Linked DNA regions of Mus musculus: region 2 is linked to region 1. Evidence: chromatin loops called from intact Hi-C (ENCODE). Cell type or tissue: gastrocnemius. All regions are shown on one strand. Each heading gives the region's core, and the rest is flanking DNA. Links, peaks and the distances in the headings are about the cores only.

Region 1 (16,428 bases), core at 2,922-10,921:
GAGTCCTCAGAGCAAGCTAAAACAGTGAGTGGTAGGTTCATTATAAGACTCTGCAACAACATGTTAATGGAGAATAATCCAGGAAGACACCCTAAGTCAAATTTCATTCAGGTGCATAAACATTCATGAGCATCTAAAAACACATAGGTATTTATATCCCTACATACATGCAGAATACATGCCTATGTAAAATAATCACCACAGTTAAAGATTGTCCATCTTTAGAGTGAATGTAAGACAAAATTCGATAGCAGTAAAAGGAAGAGAATGATAAGCCTAAGCTTCAGACTAGTAAAAATTTAGGTAGAAAACAAATTGATACAAGTTTTTGTCAGTTTTATATTTATATTCAATAATAATATAAATATATAAATACAAAAGCAGGCAAAATATAGAACAATGATGAGAAGGTTTATTATGAACGAAAAGTATAGTTAAGCAAACTTAGTTCCCTAAGAATGTTTAAAGAAAAAGTATATGAATTGGATATGGATATATTTTTAGAGCTAAACTTGGCTTGTAACTTAGAAAGTTATTTTTGTATTCTAATATGGTAGTATTTGATGTTTAAAGGTTTAACCTAAAAATACAAGCAAGCTAATAACACTTAGCTATTACTGCTGCTAATACAAACTGCTGGTAATACCATTAATATTTTACAATGGATACTACTTTTTTGTGAAACTTTGCTTCCTTTATATAGGAGCTTAACAACCTGAGGTAAATAAATATGCACATGACAGGTAGTAAGTGAAACTTAACAGTGGTGTTTATGTCTCCTTTTTGTAAGTTTACTTGCCCTTGTATAACCATTTTTGCTAATATTTCATTGAAGATTTGTAGACATTTTGTGCAGTTGTGACTTCCCTTTGCAATGATGTTTAGTCAGATGAAATCCTTTTTTGATTGGCTTTTACCAGTAGAGTTCTAAGTGCCCGTTTTGGTGTTGCTCCTGAGTAATGATGTGTTGTGATACTTCAGAGCCTTTTTGATTAAGATCTTACAGAGCAGCTTCTGCCTTTATTTTCTTGTGGTAGCGTGTTGCCAAAGCACTGACATGGACACCGATAAATCAACAAGGCTTTCTCTTTAGTTTTTTACATTGCTTTTAACTTTTGTTTATTTTTGTTCTTTTTTTTTTTAACCAAAGTATTTTGACCAGATTCACTTAATGCATGCATGTGTTCAAACATGAGTATCCATTTCTCACCACTTGGTATGATAGTAGCGCTCAGCCTTCATCTAGTTTGAGAATGTGTTCCCTTCTCTACTTGATTGCTGTTGATGTGTGATTTTTTTTTTAACCCCTATTTTCATGTAGGTCCTATGCATAGTCAATTAGAATCTCTGAGTGACTCTTGGACTCGCCTGAAACATACCAGAGATTGGTTCTACAACTCCTCTTACTCCTTTGAGTCTGATTTTGACCTTACCAAGTCTTTGGGAGTTCACACATTGATTGAAAATGTTGTAAGTTTTGTGAGTGGAGATGTGGGGAATGCTCCAGGTTTCAAGGAGCCGGAAGAAAGTATGTCTACAAGTCCCCAGGCCTCCATCATTGCAATGGAGCAGCAACAGCTAAGGGCAGAGGTAAGTTGTGGATATTTATTATTCATAAGCAACTCTGGAAACCAAAAGTGAATCACTCACTGAATGTATAATTCTATGAAAAGCTTTGCCCTTCTTTTCCCCTCCCCTCCCCTCCCCTCCCCTCCACTCCACTCCGTGCATGTGCATGTGTGGTACAGTGTGTGTAGATGGGTGGAGTCTAGAGGTTAGTTTGCGTGTCCTCCTTTATAGTACGTGTGCCACAGAGTTCTGAGGACATCTTGTAGGAGTCATTTCTCACCTTCTACCATGTGGGTTCTAGTGATCGAACTCTGTCCTTCAATCTCGGCAGCAAATACCTCTATCTAGTGAACCTTGTTGTTACTAGTTTTTGAGGCGACCTCAAAACCTTCTGAGCTTGGGTTCTGCATAGACTGTGCCTCGCTTGCCTCCAGCACTGAGGTCACAGAGATGCTGGCAGGCTTAGCTTTATGTGGGTACTGGGAATCCAAATTCAGGTCTTTGTGCTTGTGCAGTAAGTGTTCTACCTTCTGGGCTGTCTCCTTTTTCTGTACCTGAGCTTTTAACATTCTTTTCTTTGTTTGCTTATGTTTTTATTTGTTTGGTTGGTTTTGTTCTTTAGAGATGGGGTTTCTTTTTGTTTAGCCCTGCCTGTCCTAGAGCTCACTGAATAGACCAGGCTGGCCTTAAACTGAGAGATTCACCTGCCTCTGCCTACCTGAGTGCTGGGACTGAAGGCGTGCACCCAACTTGACATCCTTTTCTTAATGAAAGCAGCACAACAGTGTTTGAACCGGATAAAACGTACAATTTAAAGATTTTATCTCTTAGGACAAACTGTCATCAGTCGTCTCTCTTCTAGAAGCAAGGTTGAAATTGGCTCCGTCTCATACCCTCCATTTTGTACTGTTTATCTCTGCATTAAAAGGATGCCACAGGGATTGCTGTGAGTTTGAGGCTAGTCTAGGCTATATAATCTATGCCAGCCCAGCTAGGGCTGCGTAGGAGAAACCCTATCACAAACGCAAGGAAAAGAAAAGGCAGGAACAAAACATTAGTGATACCCACAACAATGATTGCTACAGTAAAGACCCAAAGATGAGTAAAGACATCCATGAGAAAACTAGGGTACCTAGGAGGTTTGCATAGTCACAGAATAAGCCCCAAATATTAATGACTTTTAATCTGACCACAGATCCTTTGATATTCCTTCCTCTAATAGAAATTAAATTTTTCACCCTTGTTAATGGGTTGTACTTAGTAACTTGCTTCTAGTAGGTATGAGAAAGAGGAAGAAAAAGGAATGACATTAGAAATCTGGCAGATAGATCTTTAAGCAATCATAATGACTATTACTATTAATATCTCATGTAGATATAACGTATCATTGACATAATGACAATACTGAATTCTGTAGCTATCTTCTACAAATCTCTAGCTCTATTCTAGTTGTGAGAGGGGGACTGGGTAGCAAATCCAAATTTAGGAACTTCCTATAAGTTACTTCCTTATAAGAAATAAAGACTACTTCCAACATGTCATGGTCATGAAAAATGAAGATATATATATACATACATACATATATATATACATACATATATATATATATATACACACACACACACACACACACACACACATATATACACACACATACACACATACACATATACATATATATGTATACATATTTCACTTTATATGTGAATATATAAAGATACACATATATGATATCTTTTATATATAATATTTCTTATATACACGTGTATATATACATACACACACACACACACATACACACACACACACACATATATATATATATATATATAAAATTACAGATTAATGCAGTCCTGTCTCAGTGGTTCTTGAACAATTTCCATTCATGATCTTTTTTTTTTTTTGCCTGAAAAACTTTTATTCAGTATGTAGCTATATAAAATAGATATGCAAATCATTTACTGAGAAATGCTAAAGAAATAACTTTTAGAACAACTTTTTGTATCATTTATTAAAGAGGAAAGAAAATTGTATACTAATGAGATGGGTTTAGGTATGTGAGCCCAGTCATGTAGTTGTGGGGACCCATGCAAGATGTCAGGTATTGTAGTCTTTTGCTCTCTACTTTATTGCCCACGGAACCTCTCTTCTGTCTATGCTAGCTAACCAGTGATCTCTTAGGATTCACCTGTTCCTGATTTCCCAATGTTTGGGTTACAGACTCTTGCTGCAAGGCTTGCTTTTTAAATGGGTGTTGGGGATTAAAACTCACCTCATCATGCTTACAGAGCAAATACTCTTGCCCATCATACCATTTTCCTAGTCCTAAGGTTTACTTTTTAATTCAAATTTTGCTCATCTTTACTGTGGTAATCATTACTGTGGAAATCTAACCTAAATTGAGATACAGCCTTTGTTATTTTCTCTCTATTTTCACTCCTCCCCTATTTCCTCTTGAGAAAGAGTCTCCCTGTATAGCTCAGGCTGACCTGATCTAATCTGGAGCTAGAGAGATGGCTTAGTGATTAAGAACGTATGCTGTAGAGGACCCATGTTCTGTTGCCAATACCCTTTTCAGGTGGCTCTAAACTGTCTATAACTTCAGTTCAAGGGAATCGGATTCCCTGCACATACATACACTCAGGCATACACACATGCCTAAAGCAAAATAAGTCTTAAACTCAGTTAAACAGAGAATTAATCTTGACTGAGTAGTTGCTATTGCTGTATCTAGAGCATCCTCAGTATTTTTCAGAGCTGATAATCAGTGCTGTGATTTTGTGATCATGATTATTACCGTTGAGATAACTGCTTCACATAAAAGGGTTTACAACTTTCTCTAAATCTAAACTTTTAAAGTAGAAATCCATTTTTTTTTTTTTTTTCAAAGAAGAGTAGGCTGAGCCACTGTAGTGATGGGTCTTTCAGTAGTGGGTAGAGAAGATAGTGAGCCTTGGACAGACCATGGAGAAGTACTTCTGATTCTGGAACTAAAAAGTATTCATTCTATGCAATCTCACTACTTGTACTTATAAAGCTTTGAACTCTTCACATGTATCTGTGTGCGTCATAGTAGCTCTTTGAGTAGGCTAGACACTGATACTCGTTTTGTATTTGAGGAAACTGGGACTCATAAAGTTCATTGACTTTCCTAAGACTGCCCAACATGCAGAAGAATGTGGCCTTGACATCTTGTCTCCAAACTTTACCTTTTTTTATTGGTTATTTTATTTATTTACATTTCAAATGTTGTCCCCCTTCCTGGTCTCCCCTCCTCAAACCTCTGATCCTATCCCTCCTCCCCATTGCCTCTAAGAGGGTGATCTCCCACCGTCACACTCACTCCTACCTCACGCCTCTAGCATCCCCTTACACGGGGCAATAAGCCTCCAAAGGACCGAGGGCCTCCCCTCCCACTGATGCCAGAGAGGGTAATCCTCTGCTATATATGTAGCTGGAACCATAGACCCATCCATTATACTGTTGGGTTGGTGGTTTAGTCCCTGGAAACTTTGGTGGGTCTGGTTAGTTGATGATGTTCTTTCCTGTGGGGTTGGAATCCCCATCAGTTCCTTTAATCTTTCCCCTAACTCTTCCTTTGGAATCCCCAGGCTTAGTCCAATGGTTGGCTGTGAGTATCTGCATCTATATGCAGTCAGGTGCTGGCAGAGCCTCTCAAGAGGACAGCTATACCAGGTTCCTGTCAGCAAGCACTTCTTGGCATCAGCAATAGTGACTGGGTTTGGTGTCTGCAAATGGGATGGATTCCTAAGTTGGACAGTCTGCATGGTCTTTCCTTTTGTCTCTGTTACATTTTTTGTTCCTGTGTTTCCTTCAGACAGAACAATTCTGGGTTAAAATTTTTGAAATGGGTAGGTGGCCCCATCCCTCAAATCTGGAGTAACAAACTTTACATTTACTACTTTAGAAACTTAGGATATATTATTTAGCCATGGAGCACTTTAAATCTTGAATTCAGTCCTCAATACCAACCAACCCAAACCTACTCTCCCAGTGTATGCATGGCTTATTTTATTTTAAAATATCCTCAAAGAGGCTCTAGATGCATTTGATTTAATAAACAGTAGTAATAACATGTTTAACAGATTCTTAGAAAATGTTAGACTTTCTTTGTCCTAGATAACATATTACCTCTGACATACAGAATTCTTTATGTTTGAGTTTGGTGACAGAACCTCAAATGTTTTTCCTTCTAGCTTCGTTTGGAGGCACTTCACCAGATCCTCACTCTATTGTCTGGCATGGAAGAAAAGGGTAACGTCTTGCTGACAGGAAGCAGATCAAGTTCAGGCTTTCAGTCATCCACCCTGCTCACATCTGTGAGATTGCAGTTTCTAGCAGGGTGTTTCGGTTTAGGTACTGTTGGACACACGGGAACCAAAGGAGAGAGTGGCCGACTGCATCACTATCAAGTAAGTGACATGAGTGACGAAATCTTGTTCTGTATGTAGTTCTTTTTCTTTTTACAAAGCCAGGTAGACCATCTGGAACTTGGTGATAATGTATGACTGAGGCTAAAATTCTAAAAGCTTTTACATTACTTTTAAAGATCTATCATTATCTGTATAAGTTTGTGAATCATACAGTTGGGAATAGGTAGGTGATTGTATTATTGTGCTGATTTTAAAACTCTGTGTAATTTAGGATGGAATCAGAGCAGCTAAAAGAAATATTCAGGTTGAAATCCAGGTGGCTGTTCATAAGATTTACCAACAATTGTCTGCTACTCTAGAGAGAGCCCTTCAAGCAAATAAGCATCACATTGGTGAGTAAATATTTCTACAAATAAAGATGAAGGGTGTACATTTTTGCCTGAGGTTATGGTAGATAATTATCTTTATTTTATGTTTTATATTAACAGACCAATATAGTACTTGAAAATTGAATATTACTTTATACTATCATTTATAGTTTGGAGAAGTTTATTTTAATAAATACTTAATTTCAAAGAGATTCTCAACTGTCTGTCTTTCCTTTTTTTTTTAGAAGCCCAGCAACGTCTTCTTTTGGTTACAGTTTTTGCCCTCAGTGTTCATTATCAGCCAGTTGATGTTTCTTTGGCAATTTCCACTGGTCTGCTGAATGTATTGTCACAGTTATGTGGAACAGACACCATGTTAGGACAGCCCCTGCAATTGTTGCCAAAGACTGGTGTTTCTCAGCTTAGCACAGCTTTGAAAGTGGCCAGTACAAGGTTGCTCCAGATTCTAGCCATCACTACTGGGTAAATATTACAAAGGTCTTGATAGAATGAGGTGGGGCCTGTTTTTTTCTATAGTGTTTATCTCTTCTTATATTCTCATTCTTAATTTTTCCTATTATTTCACATAGAACTTATGCTGATAAACTGAGCCCCAAAGTAGTTCAGTCCTTGTTGGATCTACTCTGTAGTCAACTGAAGAATTTATTGTCTCAAACTGGTGTGCTGTTTATGGCCTCTTTTGGAGAAGGAGAAGAGGGTGAAGAAGAAGAAAAAAAAGTTGACTCCAGTGGAGAAGCTGAGAAGAGAGATTTCAGAGGTAGTATAAGCTCTTTTTGTTTTCTTATTATGTGCAAATACTTGACTGTCCATAGTGTCCATATGGTAAGAGTATTGGCTTTTTCCTGTTGTGATACGAAAGGATTCTTGATTGTTTGCAACCCCTTTCTCTATTCATACATATGGTTTAGATGCGCTTCTGACTGAGCCTCTGTGCTCTGTTTACTCTGGTGCTGCTTAGAGCTACTGCTCCTTCTCAAGGTTTGAGAACTGGCTTTGGCAACTGGGAACTGGATTATAATCAGAAAAAACTGAACTAACAGAATTCCTCCTTACACTTGGCCAATATAATGTGTAGTTACTGCTACTTCATTTATTATATAGTGAACATGGTTTCCAGTTGCAGTAAAATATCTTGACAAAAGCTACTTAGATGAGAAAGGTTTTATTTGGTTCACCATTCCAGGTTCAGTCCATGAGATCTGAGACGTCACAGCAACAGGAACTTCATGAACAGAGAGCACTGCCTGCCACCTTTGTCAGGGCATCTTATCATAGCCATAAGAAGTGAAACTAAGGCAGTTTCCAGTAGAATTTATATCTGAAGCAGTAGAACTACTGTCTTTGTCTTCAATGTAATTATGAGACTAAAAGTCTAAAACTGGTCATTATTTCAAAAGGATTGTGAGTTACCATGTCTCATTCTCCCAGTGCCCTTTAAAAGTCTCTTCTGGGTTAGAAGGGTAGATAGAAGAGACTAAGCTATCTCACCATTCTTTGTTCCAGTTCTGTCATCTGTAAAATAAAGGTAATTTAAAGAGCCAACTTTGTGGAGTTTGTTTTGAGGACTAAATAACTTAATACATGTAAGCCCAGAACATTATCTGGCACATAATAAAAATTTAGTGATTGTTAATATTTAAGATTCTAATAGATAATATTTGTAATTAAATGATACTTATGCCATATTAATATTGCTGAGTTTTGTGGGGGGAAATAGAATATACTGAACAGATGCAAAATGATAAAGCATTGTCTTTGTTGTCATTGACATAGGGTCATGGTAGCGGCAAAGTTGTGAGCAGATATGGCACAGTACAAGAAACTCAGAAGAATTATCTGACTCACAGATAATGATGAATTATGTCACAGTGTAGAAGTATGGTTCTGATTAAGATCTAGCCTTGTAGTTTCCTAGCCTAAGCCAGTGGTATGTTGTTTTTTTTCTCCCCTTCATTGTGTATAGAGTAATCTTTACTCAGAGAGCTTAGGCAGACTACAAAATGGTTAATAAAAACAAAGTGTCCCTGCCTCTTTCTTCTGAGATCTACTAGGGTATAAAGAGCTATTAAGGTACTGGGTTCTCACCAGTCTGTGCTCCTGCACATACAGACAACAGCAATGTTTCTAGAATTCTGTAATCCTTTTTAAAAATGCGTTTTTTAAAAAACAAAACAAAACAAAACACATGAGAAAAAAAACCCCAGAATTAATTATTAACTCTTATGCATTCCAATATATATCTGCATTTTGGAGAAAATTATCTTCCATTTAATTTTTCTAATAAACTATTCTCTATTGCTTTTGGCAATGATATCCTAGTGACAATCAGACTTAAATATATCAGACAGAAAAACAGCTACGCTGGTTCTACCTTTCTTCCTTGAATGCCAAATGCCCCAAGATAATTGTATCCTTAGCTGCATGTGCTGGCAGATTCCTAGAACTCCCACCAGAGAAGTTAGGTCAGAGAAGAACATGAGTTGCAGGCCAGCAGTGTTCCATCTAAGAAAACAGCAAAAATAGGGCTTTTTCAATATCTAGTAAAGAAACACAGTTTTTCCATAACTGGGTCTTCGAATGTGTGGCAACAGATCAAGTGCATGTCCGTTCCCCTCTAGTTGTCTTAGAGAGAGGGCTCAGTTTGGAAAATGGCTAGGATGGAGACTCACTCTAAAATCATCAATGTCCAGTCATTCAGAATCAGGCTGCTTAGGTATGGAGAACCTCTAATCCTTTGAAAATACACAATGAAAAGGAAGGTATATGGTCTTTATTTCAAAGTATTGTATCAGCCTGCTTTATATTAGGGGTCTCCAGGCTTTGCCAGAGTCCTTGAGTTTATGATCCTCCTGCCTCTTTTTCTCCCGAGTGCCAGGAATACAGATATTCACCTCCATATGGCTCTAGTTTATTCTAGAACTATTTGCTGGAGACATTATGTAAAAGATAAAAGAAGGCTTCTCCTAGAACGGGAACCAACTCTTGAAAAGGTGTACAGAGGCAAGTTTAGAGTGAAAGACAGAGGTATAGAGGAGAGACTGATACTTCTGTGTTCTTTGGATTAATATTATAAAAAATGTTTTGTATTAAATAATGAGACAAGGTACTGTTTGGAGGAGATGTAAAGTAGTTCTTCGTTTCCTCTCTAGTTGTCTGCAGCAGTTTAGTTCTGTCATAGTCTTGTTCACCCATCACAGCAGACAGAAGTTTTCCTATGCTGCATGCAGCTTCCTGTAAAACTTGATACTGGCTGTCTGTTGTCAGGCATGTTCTTTTCCAGAGGTCTCCTCTCTTTCACAAGAGTTTTCGCTCCTATCCTTAACTAGCATTCCAGAATATCTCTGAAAGTAGCACTGTGGATACTTGTATCCAGATTGTTGCAGATGTTCATATGTTCTTCCTTAGGCCTGGCATTCTATCTTGTTGCCCTCCTAGCACAATTCTAGTTCTTCTCTGCATGGAACTGTCCCAGGATAAGTAAATGTGAAAAGGAATTAAACAAAGAATGTGTGTATATGTGTGCTCTTCTAGCATGCTTATGCTTCTCATCCATACATATAAAGATGTTTCATTCCAGGTTCATTTAAATTTTTATCTTTTCTCATTTTCTAGTTTTCAAAAATTGGTACCCTTTTGAAAACCTAGACTGGGAATTAGATTTGTACTTAATGTAATTAAAATGTAAGCTGAATAAGGTAAACCTTAGCCTGATGTCTTCCAATTAAAATATAAACTTATCTCTTCACTTTTCAGCTGCTCTTAGGAAACAACATGCAGCTGAACTCCATCTAGGGGATTTTTTAGTTTTTCTTCGCAGAGTTGTGTCTTCAAAAGCAATTCAATCAAAAATGGCTTCCCCCAAATGGACAGAAGTGCTTCTAAACATAGCATCTCAGAAGTGTTCTTCAGGTATGTCTGCTGCCTTTGCTTAGAGTATTTTTATGTGTTGCATGTATTTTATTAAGGTAATGCTAAAATTTTAACAATAGTGGGCACTTGATCTCGATTTCAAGAATTTTTCTTCTTTGACTTTTGATTTTTTTTTTTGTGCCAGTTTTAAAATGCCAATTTCTGGATAGCAATTGGTAAGGAATTCATAATGCCAAGTCGTGCTGGAGAAATTAAATTATGATTTACTCTAGAGAATTTAGCCCTGTTTGTTCAGATTATAACATGTACTAAAAATAAGAAGAGATGTGTACAGTATATAATTTACTGAGTCTGACTTCACATTTTAGATTGTCAAGTCAGATCTGAATTTGTATGCCCCCTCTATCCTGATGTGATTTCAGCTGCTTTGATTGTGACTTCTATTGTGTGATGTCTATGACATCTCTGTCTAATAAACTTAATACCTTGTTCCAGCCTAAAAGTCTGGTAATCTTCTACAGGTTACTGATAGTATTTTGCTACCCATAGTTTTGATTAAAAGGTAGATAACAAAAATTAAACTTTGACCATGTAAGTATACAATTCATGCATTAAAGCACAGTCACAGTGTTGTATCCTTTCACCCATTTCCAGAACTTTTTCATCATCTCTGTCTAATGTGTTTGAAACTTGTAGAATTGCAATATAGTAGTCTATGGTATGGGCTATTGTGTGTTTATGTTCTCTATATACTTCAACAATGTTTATTAACTGGTATAACTTACTGCTTCCTTTAATAACATGAAGTTCCTATCATGTTTTTAGAGCATGAGTACTCATTCATTTCCCTAATCTATTAAGGTATGTCTATAAGAAGAGTACATACTTACATCCCAATATTTTGTGTCTACCTTTTCTAACTTAAGAAAAGTACATTGTGAAGGGTACTATGATACACACACACACACACACACACACACACACACGAGAAAACTTTAAAAACCCAGAAACCTACCAAGCTTTAAAATGGGCCACGGACTAGATCAAGGGAATGAAAACTTATGCTTGGGCTTCAGAAGCTCAAAGACATTTTAAAAATGCTACTTTTACTGAAGTATGGAGTTTTGGTCAAATTATTAAAACTATTTGAGCCTGTCTTGGCTTATTAAACTCAGTTATAATTCAGACTCTGATTTTATGATTAATGTATATAAAATACATACTCGACTTTTGACTCAGTGTTGCAGTACACTGAACATGTACATGAAAAAAAATATATATATACACACACATACATACACTAACAGGCACAGATTGGGTTCAGACTTTATGTGACACTAGGCTAAAATACAGGTTTATTTCTTTTATAAACTGCTTTGTAGTCTTAGAAAAATTTTATTTTAAGTTAATTTTAACTCTGGATGCCAGTCACTTTGATAACAGAGATTTATCTGCTGTGTCCCCAGGTATTCCTCTAGTTGGTAACTTAAGAACGAGGCTTCTTGCTCTTCACGTCCTTGAGGCTGTGCTACCAGCTTGTGAATCTGGTGTAGAAGATGACCAAATGGCCCAGGTTTGTAATTTTTAAGTGGCTGGAAAATACTTTCTACATCTGTGGTGTGATTCACCCAAAACTGAGAGTTACTAAAGTCTCGAGTTGTAAATGTGTCTAACTTCAATAGTCTCTACTTCTCAGATTGCTTTATTTATCCTTCATTCTTAAGGAAGAGGAAGAAAATAAGTTGTGAGGTATAAGAAGTAGAGGAGTAGAATATACATGTAAAGTCAAAAGGAAAGGACAGTTTACAATTTTTTAGATTGGGCCTCTAGAGAGAAAAGTGTGTGAAACAGTAAAACTGAAAATGTCTGTATCTAGAAAGAAGATATAAAACCAGGCCATTTTGTAGTGGGCTGATGATCTTTTAAAAATAAAAGTATTCCACATAGGCCTGCCAGACATAACTTTTGGATTTTAGAATAATCAATTTTCATACCCCATTGAATATTACAGTATGTGATACCTCAAAAACATATGTAACATTTCTCTCTATAAATTTTATCATTCTTTCCCTTCAATACACCAGGTTGTTGAACGCTTATTTTCCCTTCTGTCGGATTGTATGTGGGAGACTCCCATTGCTCAGGCCAAACATGCTATTCAAATAAAGGAAAAAGAACAAGAAATAAAATTGCAGGTAATCGATTCTTCCCTCAAAAGGAGTTTTTAGGCCACGGAAGTAGATACAATAGTGCCCAACTCTGTCTCTGGTTGTAAGATCCTACTATGAGGGGCCTTGCTGTAGAATTTGCTTCATATCCTCTTTGTGTGTTTTATCTCTCTTCTTTCATCCTCACCTCTCGAATCATATTTTTTTCTATGAGGCCTTCTTGACTGTCCCTCTTGTCCGTGCTACTGTGCTTCTCAAAGGAGTAAACTGTTGCACAACATTCTGCCTCTCTTCTGGGCAAAGTCCGGAACGGAGAGTGCACATTGGTTCCAAGTCTCCTTTCTGGGTACCCAGGCACAGCAGATGTACTGCCAGAGGGAGTCAAAAACTAGGGGTGTGAGGTCTACCTTTCCCCTCAGCGGCTGCATAACCAGGCCAAGAACAGAAGGCAGAGTCCGGCGGAGAAGAATCTGGTTTGATTGGAAATGAGGGCTGAGGCTACTAGAGGGGCTCGAAGAGAGAAAGCCTTTCTCTGGAGTTTTACACTCTGCTCTTTAAGGTGAAGGCCTTTTACATGATAGTCCTTAATGAAGCAGCTTTCCAAGACAATCCTTGCTTGTTCTTATTGCTTTACTTGATTGGTGGATGTGAATGCACACTTTATTCAGGGTGAACCAGGGATTGTATACCTCTTGCAGGAAGTGGAGGTCATTGGCCGAAGGCTCAAGGCTATTTATATACCTCATTAGCATGGAGAAGAACTCCAGGTGTTATGCTATTTGACTCACTGTCTATGTTCTTTAGTCAGGTGTCATGGCTTTGTGTTCCAGAGCAGGTACAGAATCAGGTAGGGAATGGTTTCATTCCTGCTGTTCTCAATTATGAGATTCCTGGGGTTTGAACTCATTTAACTCCGGGAGTGGTCCTTCATACCTTACAGTAAACTACACCTCAGCTGCTTCTATCTCTTCAGTTTAATTGCTTATCATCCAGCAAGATGCCAGAATTCCATAAAGTATTAGCATTACATTTATAGTTGTTCTTTAGTATCTATAGGAATTGGTTCTAGGACCATCTATGCTTACCCAGATCAGTTGATGTTCAAGTCTCATATATAACATGGTATGGTATTTATAATATGACTCATGCAATTCTCTTATAAACTTTGAATCATTTCTAGGTTTTCCAATACTACATCGTACAGTGTAAAATCTTGTAAAGAATTGTGATACCATATTTTTTATTGAATGAGAAGAGTCTATGTATGTACCAATTCAGTTGTTTTTTAAAAAAATATATTTCAAGTCTGTGGTTTGTTGACTGGATATAGAGCCTGGATATAGAGGACCCCCTGCTTGCATTTTTGCCCATCTCTTACTCTTGTTCTCTTGTATACCCATCCTTGTGGCCATGAGGTTCCACTGACTTATTTTCCAAACTGAATTCTACTTCATACACATACATTTCTTGCTTAGTTTTTTGTGATTTCACAGTTTTTCTGATTTTTCTTTAAACTGATCTTTAATTCTTCTAGGTTTTCTATTTAAGTGTTGGGTTATTGTGTGACCTAGCCATAATCCCCATCCTTACCCCCTAACTATCACACCTCTCCCCTTTTCCATATTTAAAGAAACCTTATTTGGCTTTCTATGCCATTGGTAACCTAAATTTTATATGCTATCTTCCATTAACTCACCACTTGAATGATAACCTTACAGACAACTTATACTTACTGTGTTAAACATAACATCCTTAGCTCCATCACTTTCTGTTCATTCACCCCCTTCTAGTTATTACTGAAGAGAAAAACCTTGGAATTACCACCCTGGATTCCTGTCTCACTATGTAACTGACTGATTAGTCTCCATGTGCCCTAAATGAACAATAAGCTTTTTTTTTTAATAGGCACTGTCTTGCACAGTAACTAAAACCTGGTAGATATATAATAGCTGTGAAATAAAAGCAAGGAATGTATTAGAGGTCTGTTTACTCCCAGATATTGACCCACCCTCCTTTCTGGTAGAAGCAAGGAGAGTTGGAGGAAGAGGATGAAAATCTCCCCATACAAGAAGTCTCTTTTGATCCAGAGAAGGCTCAGTGTTGCATTGTGGAAAATGGACAGATTTTAACTCATGGCAGTGGAGGAAAAGGATATGGATTAGCATCTACTGGGGTGACTTCTGGGTGCTATCAGTGGAAGGTAAGGAGAATTCTTAGTGGTTGTTTTATTGTTGTTTTGTACTTTTAGTTTTTAAATAAGGTTGTTAATGGGGGAAAGCTCACGAGTTCTTACTGCTAGACAAAGAACTACAGACAACTAAGAAATGCTGAGAACAAGAGAAATAGTCTTCTCCAGGGAAGAGCTCACCAATTGGTTATTGGGTATGACCAATAATACCAAACAGACAGCCCTGATAACTTGCATAGAAGTAACATTATAATAGGTTTTATTTATATTTAGGTACATATACGCACATGCGCTCAACAAAGAAAAAAAGCCATGAATTTCAAAGAGAACAAGAGAGGGTATCAGATAGCTTGGAGGGGGGAAGTAATATAATTATAATCTAAAAAAAAATTTTAAAAAGATTTTTGGTCGTATTTCTCTGTGTTATTTAATTAAAAAACAAAACCTTTGGAAAGGTGTATGTTTTATGTAAATGATGATGCTCTGTCATGGTATTGTAAGTGGAAAATGTAAAGGAGATACATGAATTCTACTATTTATGTAATACTAGCCTAAAATTACCTTATTTTTTTAAATGACAGGTTAAAAGCACATAGAATAACGGGGTCACACAGTCACAATTTCCCCCATTAGTAAGAATATACCATCAGATATGTCATAATTTTACCTGAAAAAGCTTTTAGAGATGCAGCATCAAAGCTTTTCACTAGGTACTGGCTTAAAATTTTGCATGACATGTGCTCATAGTTTAGGTTTCCAAAAGGAAAGTCTATGATACCATCTTGTTAATTAGAAAAACAAGGTAGTAGGCACAGCAAAGCCAGCCTTACCAGTTAAGGAAGATTGCTGTTTGTTTGTTTGTTTGTTTGTTTTTTAAATCAATTTAAGGAATAGTTTATTGGTAAGATATCCAGTCAGGCCAACTTACAAGTAGGACTTTCTCTGTTGTATTAACTCCCTTTTTATACTCGATCTACTTCCTTGATTCTTGGCCATTATGCATTACAGTAAAACTATAACAGGACCCCATGCAACTAAGTGAGCCAAACTATAATATTGACTTAACTTGTGTCATTTAGGTGTGTTGGAGTTAACTACTTAAAATTTCATGTGACTTCATTCTTGTTTTTTTTTTCCCTTCACTTAATCAGTTTATTCTTTTACATTTCAAATGATACACCTCTTACTTACCCTCCACAACCCTCCCCATCCCATCCCCCTTCTCTCCCCTACCCTTTGCCTCTTATGAGGGTGCTCCTCCACCCACTTACCCATTCCTGTGTCATTGCAGTAGTGTCAATGCATGCCCTACTCTAGGGCATCAAGCCTCCACAGGACCGAGGGCCTCTCTTCCCACTGATATCAGATAAGGCCGTCCTCTAGTACATGTGTATTTGGAGCCATGGTGCTCTCTCCATGTATACTTTTTGGTTGGAGGAGCTCTGGGTAGTCCAGTTAGTTGATACTGTTCTTCCTATGGGGTTGCAATCCCCTTTAGCTCCTTCAGTCCTTCCCCTAGCTCTTCCATTGGGGTCCCAGGATTCAGTCCAATGGTTGGCTATGAGTGTTTCCGTCCGTATTGGTCAGGTTATGTTTGTTTTTTATTTTGTTTTGAGACAGGGTCTCACTCTCTAGCCCTGGCTGGCCTGAATTCAGAGATCTTCCCACCTCTGCTTCTCAAGTGCCGGGATGTGACACCATACATACAGGGTCTCGCTGTGCAGTTCAGGAGTTCTGTCTTAGTCTTTCAAAATGCTTCCATGATGGGCATGTACCTTCAGGATAGACTTGCATTAACTTAAAGTCTGGCTTAGGTATTAGTTTAACATAACACAATTCTGATCACTCGA
Region 2 (16,428 bases), core at 5,347-13,346, 50 kb after region 1:
GCTCTCAAAAGCATTTTGACTAATTTGGGGGTGAGGGATCCTTTTTTTCCCTTTTGTGTTTCCATCTTTTTCACATTGTAATGATTACCAGTCAGTAAAATGATTCAGTACGTACACATGCAAAAGAAAGGTACTATATCTTTTCAGAGCTATATTTTCATAATTTATATAACTTAACATTTATTTAGCTTTACTGTAACATATAATGTAGACTGTATTTAAGGTCAAGTTGATTAAGATTAGGAATGATATGGAACTATCTTATTCATATAAAATCTTAATTTTAATGCAATTGAGTTAGTAGTACCATCCATAAACTAATGAGTATAAAGTATGTACTGTGAAGCGAGTATTACTCTTGATTTTTTTTCCCTGTAATTTTAAGGAAACTCTTGTTAGTATGAAATGGGACCCAACAGGCCATATTCTCATGACATGTGCCAAAGAAGAAAATGTGAAACTCTGGGGGCCTGTTTCAGGATGCTGGCGCTGTCTACATTCACTCTGCCATCCATCCACTGTAAATGGCATCGCCTGGTGCAGCCTTCCAGGGAAAGGATCCAAGATGCAGTTACTGATGGCCACGTATGTTATACATTTGTGTGTGTGTTGATTTTTATGGTAGTGTAGACTATTACTTGGCAATAGTATGACTTTCCAATAATATTGATTTAGTGTCTATTACTAATTTTATAATGTATAAGGCCATAAAGTTACCTAAGGGAAATAAAGAACAACAGATTTTTAGATTTTTCACTTGGTATGTTCTCCTTTTGTGATTTTTCTCTTAAGTGGCTGTCAAAATGGCTTAGTGTGTGTTTGGCGTATTCCTCAAGATACCACACAGACCAGTATGACTAGCTCAGAAGGATGGTGGGACCAGGAATCAAATTGTCAGGTAATGTGTGGCTGTTTAAGACTTTATCTGAAATAACTCCTCACTGAAGTATTTACTCCTATACCTGAAGGCCATGATCATTAGGGAAATGTAAATAATTATTGTAATTGTATGCTCTCTAAGTTCCTGTAATTTTGGTTACAGTGAGGTGTTTAATGCATATTGAGTGGTGATGTTGGTGATGAATAAAATGGATGTTGTGGATATACTAATCTTTAGTGAAGTCTGGTACAGTGGAGTGACACTGGGAGTTCCCATCCAGAGTATCTGATACCAGTGTCAGAATTTCACCTGCACAGAATGATTATTTTGAAAGAAAAAAAATCAAGAGCTTGATATTTACAAAAGCATCTAGACAAGACACACAAACTTGTGAATCTGGGAGTCAGGAGGTATGGAGTAGAAAAAGCATAGACAAAAACCCCATGAAGCACATGTGATCTCAAACCAGACTTCAACTTTTCCCACTCTCACCCTCTTCCTCTAAGAAACTTTTACACAGCCTGGTGTGGGTACATAAAGTAGGTGAGCACACCAAATATTCATCAATTAAAAAATCATAATGAAATTTACTTTAGAAAGTTCTTTGGTATACATCTGATATTTTCATTTATTAGAGGAAAACAAATTTACATACTTATGGTATACATGTGCTTGTTTGTTTTTACATTAAAGAATTAAATCTCAACTGAGTGTTTGATAGTAACAGATATAGAGCATCTTCAGTGTTTTTTAGATTTGATCAATTTTCAATTTTATACTTGTCAATACTAAGTACTTTTGCATAAATATGTATTACAACCATTTAGAACCATTTCAAAATTTTTGGAAATTCTGTCCTAATTCTTAGCCAAAAGATTTTTTTTTAAATGAAAATTTGCTCAGTAGCTTAAACTGCAAATTTTAAAATCAAGTACTCAAACACAATATAACCTAAAGATACACTAGTTTGATATTTGCTGAGAAATGGCAACAGGAAAATAAAAAAAGAATTTGTTTTTTCATAATTAAACCATTGCATTTTTGTAAGTACAGAAAACTTTGTGTGTAATAACCACTACAATTCATAACATGTAATCTCAAATTTTAACCAAGATGTTTCAAAAAACCCTCATAGGTGTTACACAATGTAACACCATGCAGTGTCAGGTCAGAACCGAGGCTGCAGTAAGTTCCTGCGATGCAAGTACATTGCCTCCAGAGACACCTTGGACCTCTATGTGCTTGCTTTTAGTTTTGGTAATGATGTGTTCAGGAACCGTTTACTGCTGCCGAACTCAGGAACTCAGAGTGAGTTCCAGGACAGCCGGGACTACACAGATAAACCCTGTCTCGAAAAAACAAACAAACAACAAAAACAAACCTTCAAATAATTGGATATTAATATTGTCATTTTACAATTCTTAAAAAACAAAACAAAACTGGATGTCTGATTAAACTGAATCTCCGAACTACCAGTTTGCAGCTCCCTTTTGTCTATGATGTAAACACCCTTTGAAGAAGTTCTCGTTAGTGGCCTCTGGGGGAGATGGGTGTATCTGGTACTATCATCTGTCTTAAGGGAAGGAGTAGTCAGCTAAATGATAGGAAGAAGGTGCCACAGAAGTAGAAATGAGATCAGTAAAGGTAAATATGGCTTACTCCTTGTCCAAGTGAGTTGCCTTGTGCACTGGCCTTAGCTTTCTCACTTTAAAACCTGGCAGAGCAAATATGTTGATTGGATATTGTTTAATTACTCTACAGGTAATGGAGCCTAAAAAGTGAGACAGACTAAAGGCTCATATAATAACCAGTTTTATTCAGAATATCAGGTAATTTATGCTCCAAGGGTTAAGAGAATCACCTGAGTATATTTGTGTAAAGCCACACATGGCAAAAATGTGTTTTCCCATTGAAGCACAGATAACAAGCCAGCTGTGATGAGTGATCTGAATTAAACTCATTCCCATCTGCTACACCTGGGAGAACATGAAAACACGTTCCAAGAACAATTTTGTGTTTTGAAGAAACTGAGGTCACAAGCCTCTTGTCTTGTTTTTCTGGAGTTTTCTCACAAACATTCAGAATTCCCATTTCACAACTCCATTCTTGGACCAAGAGGCATGATGTTATCAGACAGAGCCATCAGCTCACAGTAGGCAAACCTATTTGTATAGAGTGAACACATGCAGTTCAGAAGTGTTAGGTGAGAAAATAAAAATTACATGAAGTTAAATTTTGTAAATAAAACTATTGTTCACAAGCAAAAGTCATGTTTTGGTGTTTTTTTGTGTCTCAGATATTGGAATTTTGAAATACAGTAATTTCTGTTTGTTTAAAGAACAGAAAATTATTTTTAAAAATATCAAAACAGAGCCAGGTTTCTGCTTTACTGTTAATCATCAAGTTAAGCAACTTTATGGGAGAAAGTATCTGTCTCAGTCTCTAGCTCCATACTACTCAATTGTAAAATTTCCAAGAATGAGCTGTAAAATATTTTAAACTAACACATATCAAAACAATGAATTATAGGATGGCTATAGGAAATCGGCAGGAGCCAAGTGTGTTTATCAGCTGCGGGGACACATCACACCTGTTCGGACTGTGGCCTTCAGTTCTGATGGCTTGGCCTTGGTGTCTGGTGGACTTGGAGGGCTTATGAACATTTGGTCTTTAAGGGTAAGGACACAGGTTGTTTTTTATTTAAAAAAAATATATTTTACATTAGTTATATCATGTATAATAAAAATCAACCAACCCTAAGAATATTTCATTGGCTAGTGAAGATGCTCCCGTAGAATCATCTACTGGGAAAGAACCAGTCTTTCTGATCCTTTGGGTTTCTTTCTGATAAGTGTGTTTAAAGCAAAAAGTGGGTAGCAGGTTACAAATTGAAAGCTTTTGAATTCAGCTCAGTTATAATTTTTAATGTATATTTTGTGAATGTAAAGTAACAGATATTGTGGCAATAGTGCCTAACGTCAAGAAATGAGTTTTGATAAATATATCTCATTTTAGGATGGCTCTGTCTTGCAAACTGTTGTAATCGGCTCTGGAGCTATTCAGACCACAGTATGGATTCCAGAAGTTGGGGTAGCTGCCTGCTCAAATAGATCAAAGGTAACACTGCAGACACACCAAACCATAGACTAAGACATTGAGAAATTTTAGAAGTTGCAGTCCAAGCCCCCCCTTACAGAAGAATGACTGCTATTTGAAAGATTATTATTTGCCCAAGATAATGCAACTATTTAATGGTAGAAGGGAGTTAGAACCCAGGGATACTCATTTCTTACCTAATACCCTTTCTGCTGTACTTGGGCTTTGCTGAAGATGCTTGATTATTTTTTCTCCTTTTTATTTCCCTTGGAAGACACAAGTAGATTCTGATTTTATCACATAATTTTTTATACCATTATACTGTCTCAAAAGGATAGTCTATTGTTGTGTCCGGCCAGCAGACCACAACCTGGGTTCTAGCCTGGAAAGGCATTTTGGAAACCTGGAAGAGAAGAGGGGCTAGGTGGCGAGAGAAAGAAATGTAGCCAAGACAGTTATTCTGATCTAAGCTCAAATTTTACTGTTGCGACACTCAGTTATGAAGGAAGGGGGAGGGGACCCGATTCCCGCCGAATAATCTCAGGTCCAGTAGAAAGGTGAGCACGTGTGTGGCTCCAAACAGCAAAGCGGCAGGTTCCAGCAGTGGGCGTGGCAGAACGAATGAGCAGGAAGCTCCACCCCTGAGCAAGCAGGTTTCAGGCTGGAGGAGGGGAGACTACAGTCTATGAAAAAATATTCAAAGACATTTAAATATCCAAAATACATCATGGCTTTGAAATTTAAGATACTAATAAAATGCTAGCAAGTCTGATGTGATATCAAGATCAATGTGGTGTTTGATTTATATTTTATGTACTTACATAGTGTTAAAAGAAGCTATGATCATATGTGAATAGAACTACTAAAAGTAAAAATAAAAACTGACCAATCCTAGGTTCTTCTTAAGATTGGCAATATAGCGTGTAGCACCCTAAGCAGTACAAATAGCCACCAAGCCTGCTGCATAGAGTAGGGCAGTTCTGAAATTTTACATTGTGTTCCTGAGGAAACAACTATTTTTATTTCTGCTAGTATTCCTATAGTCGTGTCAGACATGTGAAGTATACTCCATGCCTTTTCTTACAAGTCTGAGAACTGGCAGATAATTGATACTGTTTTTAAAGAAAATATGTTAAGGTAGTTTATACTTTCTAAAATTGTTTTATTTACTCATTTTACTTAGACAAAAATTAGGATTTTTAAAATTTCTGTAGACATTTTAAAATATGTAAAAAGACAAAGTACTTAATCTAATTACTGGAGAGAATTTCTCAGGTTCTGTGGTGATGGCATGATTTTAATCTTTTATGTAAACAAATTAATCATCTGGCATGATTTATTTTCCACCAGGATGTTTTGGTTGTTAATTGCACAGCAGAATGGGCTTCTGCCAATCACATTTTAGCAACTTGTAGAACAGCCCTGAAACAACAGGGTGTTCTGGGATTAAACATGGCTCCCTGCATGAGAGCATTTCTGGAACGGCTACCCATGATGCTTCAAGAGCAATATGCCTATGAAAAGGTAACTCATGGCCCTCACTCCCATAGTACTTAGTGCTTTGGAATTGGAATCTCCTCCACAAACCACCCAAGGACATGAAGTTTGAGGGAAATATGTGAAGCTATCTGTACAGAAGTAAAGTCATTATACCTAAAGCAGTTGGTTGTTCAGTAATCTTAAGTCCATTCCTTATTTTCACTCGAGTAAAATGAAACTGTGATCCCAAAATTTTTAGTGTTGATACATTCCTTTTCATATAAATTATTCACTTTATATCCAGTTAATTTAACTGAAGAATATGCCTGGATTTAATGTCCATGATCTCTGTGATAGATTTGTTCTGCCATGATTAAAGACTGCTGTAAAGGGGATTTACCTTTGATTTCCTGGGGTAAAGGAAGAAATGTGATGTGAAAGGAATAAGGTCTTTGTGATTTTGTTCATAATCAAGAAAAAATACACAAGACACAGTTTAATATGATCCCATATCAGATTCTGGAAAAAAAAAGGCTGTCAGTGATAAGACCAAATAAAGCTCTAGTTTAGCTAATGTTATACCAGGATAAGTTACTTAGTTTTTATCAATGCGATATGATTATACAAGGTTTTATTTATATATAATACATACATAAATATATATATATGTATATATATATGATGTTAGGGAAATTGAGGAAAGAATATACACAATTCTCTTTACTAGTTCCATAAGCTTTCACAACATAAGCTTACTCAGAGTATCTGACACAGGCTCCTCTTGAATGTGGCATTCTTTTGTTTTTTTCTTAGCCTCATGTAGTTTGTGGTGACCAGCTTGTTCATAGCCCCTACATGCAATGTTTGGCTTCCCTTGCTGTGGGACTTCATCTGGATCAGCTGTTGTGTAACCCTCCAGTGCCACCACACCATCAGAACTGTCTCCCTGACCCTACATCCTGGAATCCCAATGAGTGGGCCTGGTTAGAATGCTTTTCAACCACTATCAAGGCTGCAGAGGCCCTCACCAACGGAGCGCAGTTTCCAGAGTCATTTACTGTCCCAGATCTAGAGCCTGTTCCTGAGGATGAGCTAGTGCTCCTCATGGTAAGCAAAACTCGAGCTGCTGTTGGTTGTCTTAGAGACTGTGTTATGGCTGCTTGGTGTGCCAGTGACTAGCAACATGCCCTTAGATAGACTGAATATACCTTTTTTTGTTTTGTTTTGTTTTTGGTGGTTTTTTTGAGACAGGGTTTCTCTGTATAGCCCTGGCTGTCCTGGAACTCACTTTGTAGACCAGGCTGGCCTCGAACTCAGAAATCCGCCTGCCTCTGCCTCCCAAGTGCTGGGATTAAAGGCATGCACCACCACGCCTGGCTGAATATACTTTTCTAGTGGATGGCTGTTCAAGTCTCTTGATGACAGAGCCTTTCTGAATCTATTGACTCCATACATAGTTCCATGCTTTTCTGTTTTCTTTGTCTGTAGGTGCTTGTTAAGTACCTTAATCATACACATTTTTAGTTTTCCTCTGGTCATTTTGTGAGATTGATGCCACATAGAAATTCTGATTTAGTCCACTCTTAAAATGTAGAGTAATCAGCATCAAGTGAGAATACAGAAGAGCATTCAGTGTGTCATTTCTTTTTACTGTAGTTGATAGTGTTTACCCATAGAAAATGGTGATGATCATAAAATGCCAATACAAGCCAGCACCTGACCAAACTTTAGTTATGGTTTATGTATGCAAAAATTTGAACATAAAAATGTAAATACAACATAAAACAGATAAATTAATTAAAGAAAGGCATCTGAATATATGTTTTAATTAAGAAATGACTTCCATGGGGGCTGGTGAGATGGCTCAGTGGGTAAGAGCACCCGACTGCTCTCCCGAAGGTCAGGAGTTCAAATCCCAGCAACCACATGGTGGCTCATAACCATCTGTAACAAGATCTGACGCCCTCTTCTGGAGTGTCTGAAGACAGCTACAGTGTACTTACATATAATAAATAAATAAATCTTTAAAAAAAAAAAAAAAAAAAAAAGAAATGACTTCCATAGGGTTGTGCCTGACATGCACAGTCCCCAGCACCATATACAAATAATAGACTGGAGAGGAGTACATTCAGTAACATGGAATAGAGTGGAGTAGAGTGCAACAGCTCTTTCTGAACCCCATTTGGGCCTAATTTCATCTTACAGATAGGGAAACTGAAGCCCAAAACAATGACAAGACCTACCCACTAAACTAGTCAAAGAATCTAAGGAGGCAGTAGATTTTGTACATGGCCTTACACCCCTTGGTACTCAGTAAACACGAATGGTTACCTTTGAACCTAGGCAACAGTGATAATGAAAGTGTGTATAATAAAAGCCAATATTAGAATGAAAAAAAAACGCATGTTTGAAATTATGATGATACCAAACTTGCTGGGTGGGATGACACATGCCTCTAAACCCGAACTTCCTAGAAGGAAAAACCAAGAGAATTTTGACCCCAAGAGTTTAAAGGCAGCTGACGTGAGCAACATAGCAAGAAAATAAGAACAACTCTTCCTGACATGTCATATCACCATGTTCTTTAGAAAGGAAATGTTATCAGTAACCGAGCAGACAAGTCCTGGCAAAGCATCATTGTTTCTGATGTGTGCTCTGTCTTGCAGGATAACAGCAAGTGGATCAATGGCATGGATGAACAAATTATGTCTTGGGCAACTTCCAGACCTGAGGTCAGTAAAGATGAGATTGCTGTGAGGTGGGTTTCATTCAGCCTTTTGATTGTAGATGCATGTGTTTCTGTAGAGGTTGTCAAATGCTGGTGCTCTGTATGTATTTGTTTGAGCAACTGGATAAACCTAACTTTGGGTGCCTATGGGTTTTTTAGGACTGGCACCTGGGAGGTAAATGTGATGTCTACTTATGGGGTGCTGGCAGGCATGGACAGCTGGCCGAAGCTGGAAGAAACGTAATGGTACCAGCTACAGCGCCTTCATTCTCACAAGCCCAACAGGTAACTAGCAGAGTAAAGAACAGAGAAGAAATGTGAGAATTCTAGTTGCTTTCAGCAACTTATTTGGGGTTGAATCTTGTCAGTTTTTTGGTCTATTGTGGTGAATCATTAAAGAACTTCATTTTATATGTAGCCTCCAAATAAAACCTTTCTAAGCTTTTATTATACCTAAGACATTTTATTAAGAAGTTTCTATAACTTTCTTGCTTCCAAGTATAGTGAATTAATACCACAATATATTAGGCCAGGGCAGTGTATATTTATGGAAGCTGAGCTAATCTTAATCACTGTGCTCTTTGGGAACCATGATCTACCTAGGATCTTTAGCTAGACTTTATTGATGCCCCTCCCTTCATCTTCTAGGCATGGTACTGTATTCCCAAACCATCCTTGAAGCCACTCATTTCACTTGCATTCTCTTCTACCTAAAGCTGTCCCAGAGTTCACTGCTCTTCCCTGTGTGTGTCCCCTCCAATTTCTGCCTCTTTCTCCACCAGTCTTTAGTAGCTTCCTACATCCTTTCCTCTTTCTTCTCTTATCTTGTTTAACTCTGCACAGTTTGCTGAAATCTCATGGTTCTGATTTATTTCATTCAGATGGGACTCTTGATGTGCTTTAACTGTAATCAGAAGCATAGTAGTCAAAGGTTACAGGGAAGCTACATGTAGGCCAGTTTTTCTACTTTGGTACAAAGGAAATAAAGAACTGGTAGAGATACCCTCAGGTGCATGGGCTCATCTAAAATGTCCGTAAATGTGTTAGAGATAAACAATAAGGGTAATGGAGTGGTAATGTTTTTATTCAGTCTTAAATAATTTCATGCATGTACACAGTGTATCTTGATTATGTCTGACTCAAATAAGGGTAATGTTGTTAATTATGTGTTTTATACTAGGTTATATGTGGTCAGAACTGTACCTTTGTCATCCAGGCCAATGGGACAGTGTTGGCTTGTGGGGAAGGAAGTTATGGCAGATTAGGGCAAGGAAATTCAGACGACCTTCATGTGCTGACTGTGATTTCAGCCCTACAAGGTGAGGCTGCCCTGAATTTAGAAAGGTTAGAAATTGTGACCTGATTGTAGGAGTGTGTGCATCCACTGGAACTTCCCAACTCAGTGAACACATGGAGTTTGCTTCTGCATGGGTTCTAGTTAGGTAATATATACAGCCTTAATTTCCACATTTTAAGCTATTTCACAAGAAGGAGAGCTAACATCTGGCAGCGTATATGTACTTGATATTAAAGGAAACCAAATGTTTAAAATTATAAGCAGATTTTTTTAAATTGTTAAACCATAATTAGGTAGTTGTGTATGTGTGTGTGTAAGTGTGTGTTTTACTAACATAAAAAATAGTTTAATGAAAATCTCCAACTATGCTAAAGAGTTTAAAGGGCATCTGGCAGAGTTTTATGTCACTTGAGGAAGAAGCAATAAAAACTGCTATGGGGTCTCTTGGATCCCAAAGCTTACAATAAGGGACATTCAACGTTTGAACACTGTGATATGATATCCTCTGCAAATGTGTTAGGCCACACCCATAGCTATCTTCAGATGTATTTGGCCTATAGGCTGTAGGGTGAGCATACTTGTTCATGAATGTAAATGCTTCTACTAAGGCTTCCCAGTAAGTTCACAGGAGATTTGTGCAGAACTGGGTCAGAGTATGCTGCATTGTAGGGGGGAACACGGGCGGGGTTCCTCCCTCTGCTCTCTGGCCCCTGGCTCTGAAACCTTGCATAACGACCACACCACTTTCCAACTTAGTCTCTGCAACTGTAGAAAATGGGAGTGCCTGCCATTAGATCTGTGTGAAAGGAAAAATTTGATAATCCTGATTGAGCATTAGTGACTGTAATGGCTGTCCTTCCTTTTCTTCATCATTTTGCATGGTTGCTCCCAGATATGCAAGGTTATGTCTATAAATTTGATTCAAAATTCTAAAAAGTTTGTTATTCTATAGTACCATTTTGATGTTTTTCAAATCTTAGGGCATTTTCTTAGTAGCTGCAAGAGTGACTATTTATCATTTGAGACCTCTTGTGTTTCTGCTATCTTCTAGGTTTTGTGGTGACCCAGCTGGTGACTTCCTGTGGCTCAGATGGGCACTCAATGGCCTTGACAGAAAGTGGTGAAGTCTTTAGCTGGGGAGATGGGGACTATGGCAAACTTGGCCATGGAAACAGTGACAGACAGCGGCGACCAAGGCAGATTGAGGCCTTACAAGGAGAAGAAGTGGTACAGGTCAGGCACAGCATTCATAAGTTTGCCTTTGAATCTAAATACAGTATTATTAAATAACATTCTGAAGTTTAGCTAGCAGGAGTAGTATAAAAACAGATTCCAGGGGCAGTAGTATAAGCGATCCACTATTTTTGGCTCACTATTTTTGGCTCCACTATGTCGGCTCAGCTCATTACTGAGCTTTTTGGAAATTAAATAGGTTTTAATATTAGAATGAACTTAACTTTCCCAAGCCAGCAGACTTAGTCCAAGATAGGATGCTGAATACTCTTGGAAAAAGCTCTAGAGGATTAGGTCCTACCTTGCAGTTCTTGGTAGGTAGTGGGGACGTTTTCATTTAACTCCTTTTTGTTGGAAAGGGATGTGCATGTCTGTTAGATCAGCTAGTGATCTAAAATAATATTGTAAAATCACGTAGCACAACAGAGTTTACTATAAATTTTCCACTCATTTATTTCCTTTAGTCTGTCAGTGTACACAGCCAAAAGAGTGATGACAGTTGTTCCAGGGCCTATTTGGTTTTTCTAAACCTGCTAGGCAGGTCAGGAGGTCTGTGTTAATAGATGGACAGACTACCTGCTCCTCACTTGTCAGCTGCATTCATAATCAAAAGAGAATGACTTCTTTCCTAGTCTATCTTCTTACAAACTTTTTTTCTACTTGATTCTGTCCTAGATGTCTTGTGGCTTCAAGCATTCAGCAGTGGTAACATCGGATGGCAAACTCTTTACCTTTGGGAACGGTGACTATGGCCGTCTGGGTCTTGGAAACACCTCTAACAAAAAACTTCCAGAGAGAGTGACCGCGCTGGAGGGATATCAGATTGGACAGGCATGGCTTTAGTTGATAGTAATTTCTTACCTTTTCTGTTTCTACTTAGATATTCTTCTGTTAGTCAGAAAGACCAGAACTAACTAGTTGCATTTAACCTCTGTACCTTTTGGTTCACATACTTTATAATTTCATGACTTTTTCCCAGTGTGAAAAATTCACATTTTTGTCCCCTAACTTTTGGATGTGACTGTTTAAAAAAAACAAAACAAAACAAAAACAACAACAACAACAAAATACCATCCATAAATTACTACCAACAACTTGCTATATAAAGTTTTTTTAAAAGCTGGGCGTGGTGGCACATACCTGTAATACCAACATTTGAAAGGCCAAAGCAGGCAGATCTAGATAGAGTTCAAGCTTAGCCTATTTATCAGCATCGCATCTCAAACAAGCAAGCAAACAGAAGCAACAACACCAACACAAAGCTGCCTTTACACAGTACAACGTTTCTGTTGTTCCTGTGTGTCAGTGTTGAGTTGTATAACTGGATTTTTCCATCTGCATAAAGACATTGTAAGTGTTTCTCAATAATGGGTAAGATGTCTTGACTTCCCTATGTCATGGCTGAGACAGCCTCTGTTGTAAATGAGTATTTCTGAGGTATATGACTTTTCTACTTTTATGTTCTTAGTTAGCTACAGATGCTTGAAGGATTTTACTTTGAAAAAAAGTAAAAACGAATTATTTAGGAATCTTGGGAATTGTACTTGATGTGTTTGGGTTAACCTTCGAAGCCATTACCAAAACCAGGAAGAATCTTGGGAAACAACACATAACATTTTTCAGTTAAGAAGAGAGAAACGTGGAAACAGCTTGTGAGAGGTGAGAGGATCTGCTCACTGAGCCCTCCATTGTTCCTACAGGTGGCCTGTGGGCTGAACCACACCTTGGCAGTGTCAGCAGATGGCTCCATGGTGTGGGCCTTTGGAGATGGAGACTATGGTAAACTGGGCCTAGGAAATTCCACAGCAAAGTCTTCTCCTCAGGTCAGTTATGCCTTGAATATCAGTTTTTATACAACAGAAATTAGGTTTTGCTTATATCAGTACCTCTTTTACATTGGAAATGCTTTAGCTTGAACATTTTTATAATTTATAATGAAGGCTTAAGGCCTTCATTTGCTTATTCTCAAATATCCAACACTCTAGATCATGACTTTTTTTTTTTTTTTTTTAAAGATTTATTTATTTATTATATGTAAGTACACTGTAGCCGTCTTCAGACACTCCAGAAGAGGGAGTCAGATCTTGTCACAGATGGTTGTGAGCCACCATGTGGTTGCTGGGATCCGAACTCTGGACCTTCGGAAGAGCAGTCGGGTGCTCCTACCCACTGAGCCATCTCACCAGCCCCCTAGATCATGACTTTTAAAAAACCATTACTAAGGTTAAATGGATGTAAACATCCCACAAGGATAAACTTTGGTCTCTGCAGATGCTAAGTGCTGTATGACTGTGTCCCATGTAAAGAAGAGGCACCTCCCAGGTCCTTATGGGAGGGATCCATGGGCAGAGTAGCCTGCAGCTGCTGTTTCAGCATGTTACCAATGAATTGTGCATCTTTCAAAAATATATAGAAAAATAAGTGCTTATAAAATTAACTAGGAACTGTACTTCACATTTTAGGTTTCTTTGTTCTGCAGACCTCCTGTGCAGCCTTGCTGCATGGGTTTTCCTTACATATTTAATTTCCTTACATATTTAAATAGCATGACATAATTTATAACTTTGTTTTCAACTTCAGTTTACTATCATATATAGTCTGTGACAAGTTAATAGTTGCTTTGATGAATATTCAATAGGAGTGCAAAAAAGCAGACAACTTCAACTTCATCTGTGGGGAATGTAGAAGACAGCTGTTACCACCTGGGAAAGCTAAAAGCAAAGCAAACTGATGGGAAGCTGCTTGTGGTCTCACAGGAGCTTGCAATGTTGTTTTAAAAGGTCATGGTTTTCTTTGGTTTCTGTTACTCAGTGGAATGCTTCCACTTCATGGGTTCCCAAGGACATTAACCAGACTTCCTGACACTTGCATTCTCTCTCACACAGTTACTGACCAGAGCAGTAGGGGAAAAGAGTCTCTAGGAATATGACTTGTGTAAAATAAATCAGTAACAATTGCCCTTTTTATTGAAGACAGTATTTGATGTTATAAATGCCAGTAGGAAAGTTTAAGAGATATTTTTGCTTGTTTGTTTGTTTTTTTTTCCCTTTCAAACATATACTTTATACTTTTATTTCACAGAAAGTTGATGTCCTCTGTGGAATTGGAATTAAAAAGGTTGCTTGTGGAACTCAGTTTTCTGTGGCTTTGACTAAAGATGGTCATGTGTACACTTTTGGTCAAGGTAAGATATCTTCCCACCTACATCACTTTCTATACGTGTATATTATAAAATGTTTGCCTTCTAGGTCCATACAGAGTTCTGAGTGGTGTTATCCTTGTTCTCTTGCTACTCTGTGCTCCTATTTGATGAATTTGTTTTCAGGGACAAATTCCTCTCCATTAACTCTCAAGTGAGAGCCTTCACCCTTGATGAAAGAATGGCTGACAAGAGCTCTACCTCCTCCTCTCTGCTGCTGTCAGGCTGTAGAGATGGAGAGCTGTGTGAGGGCAGTGTGAGAGATGAAGTCAACTGTGACTAGAGTTTCTCCCTTGTCAGAGCACTGAGTCCTCTGAGTAAGGAAAGAGCTGGCTCAGGAGGGAAGGAACTTGCTGTAGTTATTGTGTGAGTTTGCTTTTTCCTTGGTATGACAAAGGGTCTGACAGAATGGAAGAAAGGTGGTTGTTTTATGGATGCAGAAGGATCTGTGTGTAGTTCTGTTTTACAGATGCCGAGGAGTTAGTCTGTAGTTTTATGGTCCCATTGCTCCTGGGTTCATGAAGAAACAGATTCTCTTGAGAGAAGAGAATGGCTGAACAAAGCTAGTCACCTTGTGATAGATATGAGGCAGAGAAAGGGGAAAAGGTTAGAGACAAGATAATCTTTCCAACACATGCCTCCAGTCTGGCAAGATGCCTCTCTGTATAAAGACACTTGCTGCCGAGCGTAAGACCTGAGTTCCATTGTGGAATTCACATGTGGAAAAGGAAAAATAATCTAACCTTTACATATATAGTTTGGCTTGTATGTGTGCACACACACACAAGAGGAGGAGAAGAAGAGGCAGCAGCAAATAAATAAAGGTCTGGAAAGATGACTCAGTGGTTAATAGCACTTGGTGCTTCTTTAGAGAGCCTGCCTTTGGTTCCAAGCATGTACCCCATGTGGTTCACAACCATCTCTACTCTGATTCCAGGGCATTCAACACGCTCCTCTAGTCTCCATGGGCACCAGGCATACGTGCAGGCACTCAAACATGTACATAAAATGAAAATAAATAATATTTTTAAATAAATAAATATAAGAAAAAAACAATGATATTCCTCCAATGATACTACTTCTTCTAACCAGGTCTGACTTCTTAGTAACCATTCAGCTGTGGACGAATCCATTGATGAAATTAGCATCCTCTCAGTAGCACTATTAGTTTGGATCCATAGCTTCAACACATAAGCTTTTAGGACCGTTTTATGTCCAAATCATAGCCACCATATAGGGACTTCTGTTCTAGATATACGTATGGAGATCTCCAACAGGTCATTGGGAATTTGTATCTAGGACTCCAAAGGGATTCGGTATGCGTATCTAGGTTAGGATACTGATTACACAGTGGTAATAGGTAATAGGTTTAGTCATTGATTTAAGAATCCCAGAAAACATGTAGAGTGAAGAACAGAGTAGAATTCTAGGGAATGTTAGCACGGAAGATTTTGAATAGAATATTAGCAAGGATAATGAAGAGTCTCCAGGGACCTGGGAGAGCTCAGGCCATATTTTCAGACAATTATGTGTCATGATTATTATGGCCAGAATCTGAGAGGCCACTGCAGCAACCAGACAGGAGTCAACTCAAGGTTTTGAGGGGAAGTTTTAGGGCAGCTGTACAAATTGAGGTCAGATGTCGGATGCCATGCCTAATGGACCTGGAGGTTATTGAGCAACAAGGGTAAAGAGAGAGGTGGGGTAGAAATTTGAGCTAAAACAGGTTGAATGTCATTCTTTTTAAGAACACAAGAAACTTGAAGGCCTTGTTGAACATGTGTCAGTCCTTTTAATATGAGAGTATTGAAAAACCCTCTTGCCTTGACTTACTGACTTTAGTTTTAATTTTCTATATAAATAAAAAGACTAACATTTCATACAGGAATAGCCTCAGACTTGTTACTTAAAATTTAGTGTATTTTGCTGGAATAGCAGGTTTTTGCACCATGTTGTGTACATGATTGTCATTCTTTTGTGTGTGTGTGTGTGTATTAAAACACTTTTTTTAATTAGATATTTTCTTCATTTACATTTCAAATGCTATCCCCAAAGCCCCCTATACCATCCCCCTGCCCTGCTCCCCAACCCACCCACTCCTGCTTCCTGGCCCTGGCATTCCCCTGTACTGGGGCATATGATCTTCGCAAGACCAAGGGCCTCTCCTTCCACTGATGCCTGACTAGGCCATCCTCTGCTACATATATAACTAGAGATATATCTCTGGGGGGTACTGGTTAGTTCATATTGTTGTTCCTCATATAGGCTTGCAGACCCCTTTAGCTCCTTGGGTATTTTCTCTAGCTCCTTCATTAGGGGCCCTGTGTTCCATCCAATAGATGACTGTGAGTATCCACTTATGTATTTGCCAGGCACTGGCATAGCCTCACAAGAGACAGCTATATCAGGGTCCTGCATGATTGTCATTCTAAGGCAAGAAGTTAATGGTTTCTTACAGAACACAAACTTCAGGGTGCCATCTATAACACTTCCTCTTGCTATTCTTCCAGACCGAT

The links. Peaks named below come from ENCODE experiments on the same cell type or tissue, not always from the same donor. Only the 100,000 strongest peaks of a DNase experiment are listed, where the experiment ranks them.
Region 2: it touches region 1 in a loop (2.1-fold over the local background); 7 of 42 quality-filtered maps call a loop at or near these places.

Annotation. Positions count from the first base shown.
Region 1 is chr9:66,427,490-66,443,917 of GRCm38, forward strand. It overlaps Herc1 (HECT and RLD domain containing E3 ubiquitin protein ligase family member 1), which reads left to right. Exons shown (of 78, transcript NM_145617.3): 26 at 1,322-1,590; 27 at 5,787-6,002; 28 at 6,235-6,355; 29 at 6,577-6,814; 30 at 6,922-7,109; 31 at 10,106-10,261; 32 at 11,689-11,795; 33 at 12,307-12,417; 34 at 14,414-14,590. Among named protein-coding and RNA genes, the nearest start is that of Fbxl22, 79 kb to the right of the region's middle. In gastrocnemius, for the core only: no CTCF peak of the experiment used is centred there; no DNase peak of the experiment used is centred there.
Region 2 is chr9:66,475,536-66,491,963 of GRCm38, forward strand. It overlaps Herc1 (HECT and RLD domain containing E3 ubiquitin protein ligase family member 1), which reads left to right. Exons shown (of 78, transcript NM_145617.3): 56 at 386-585; 57 at 793-898; 58 at 3,410-3,556; 59 at 3,896-3,997; 60 at 5,327-5,500; 61 at 6,269-6,562; 62 at 8,122-8,187; 63 at 8,343-8,468; 64 at 9,364-9,502; 65 at 10,532-10,713; 66 at 11,389-11,544; 67 at 12,414-12,536; 68 at 13,795-13,897; 69 at 16,423-16,428. Among named protein-coding and RNA genes, the nearest start is that of Fbxl22, 31 kb to the right of the region's middle. In gastrocnemius, for the core only: no CTCF peak of the experiment used is centred there; no DNase peak of the experiment used is centred there; H3K27ac peaks cover 1,094 bases.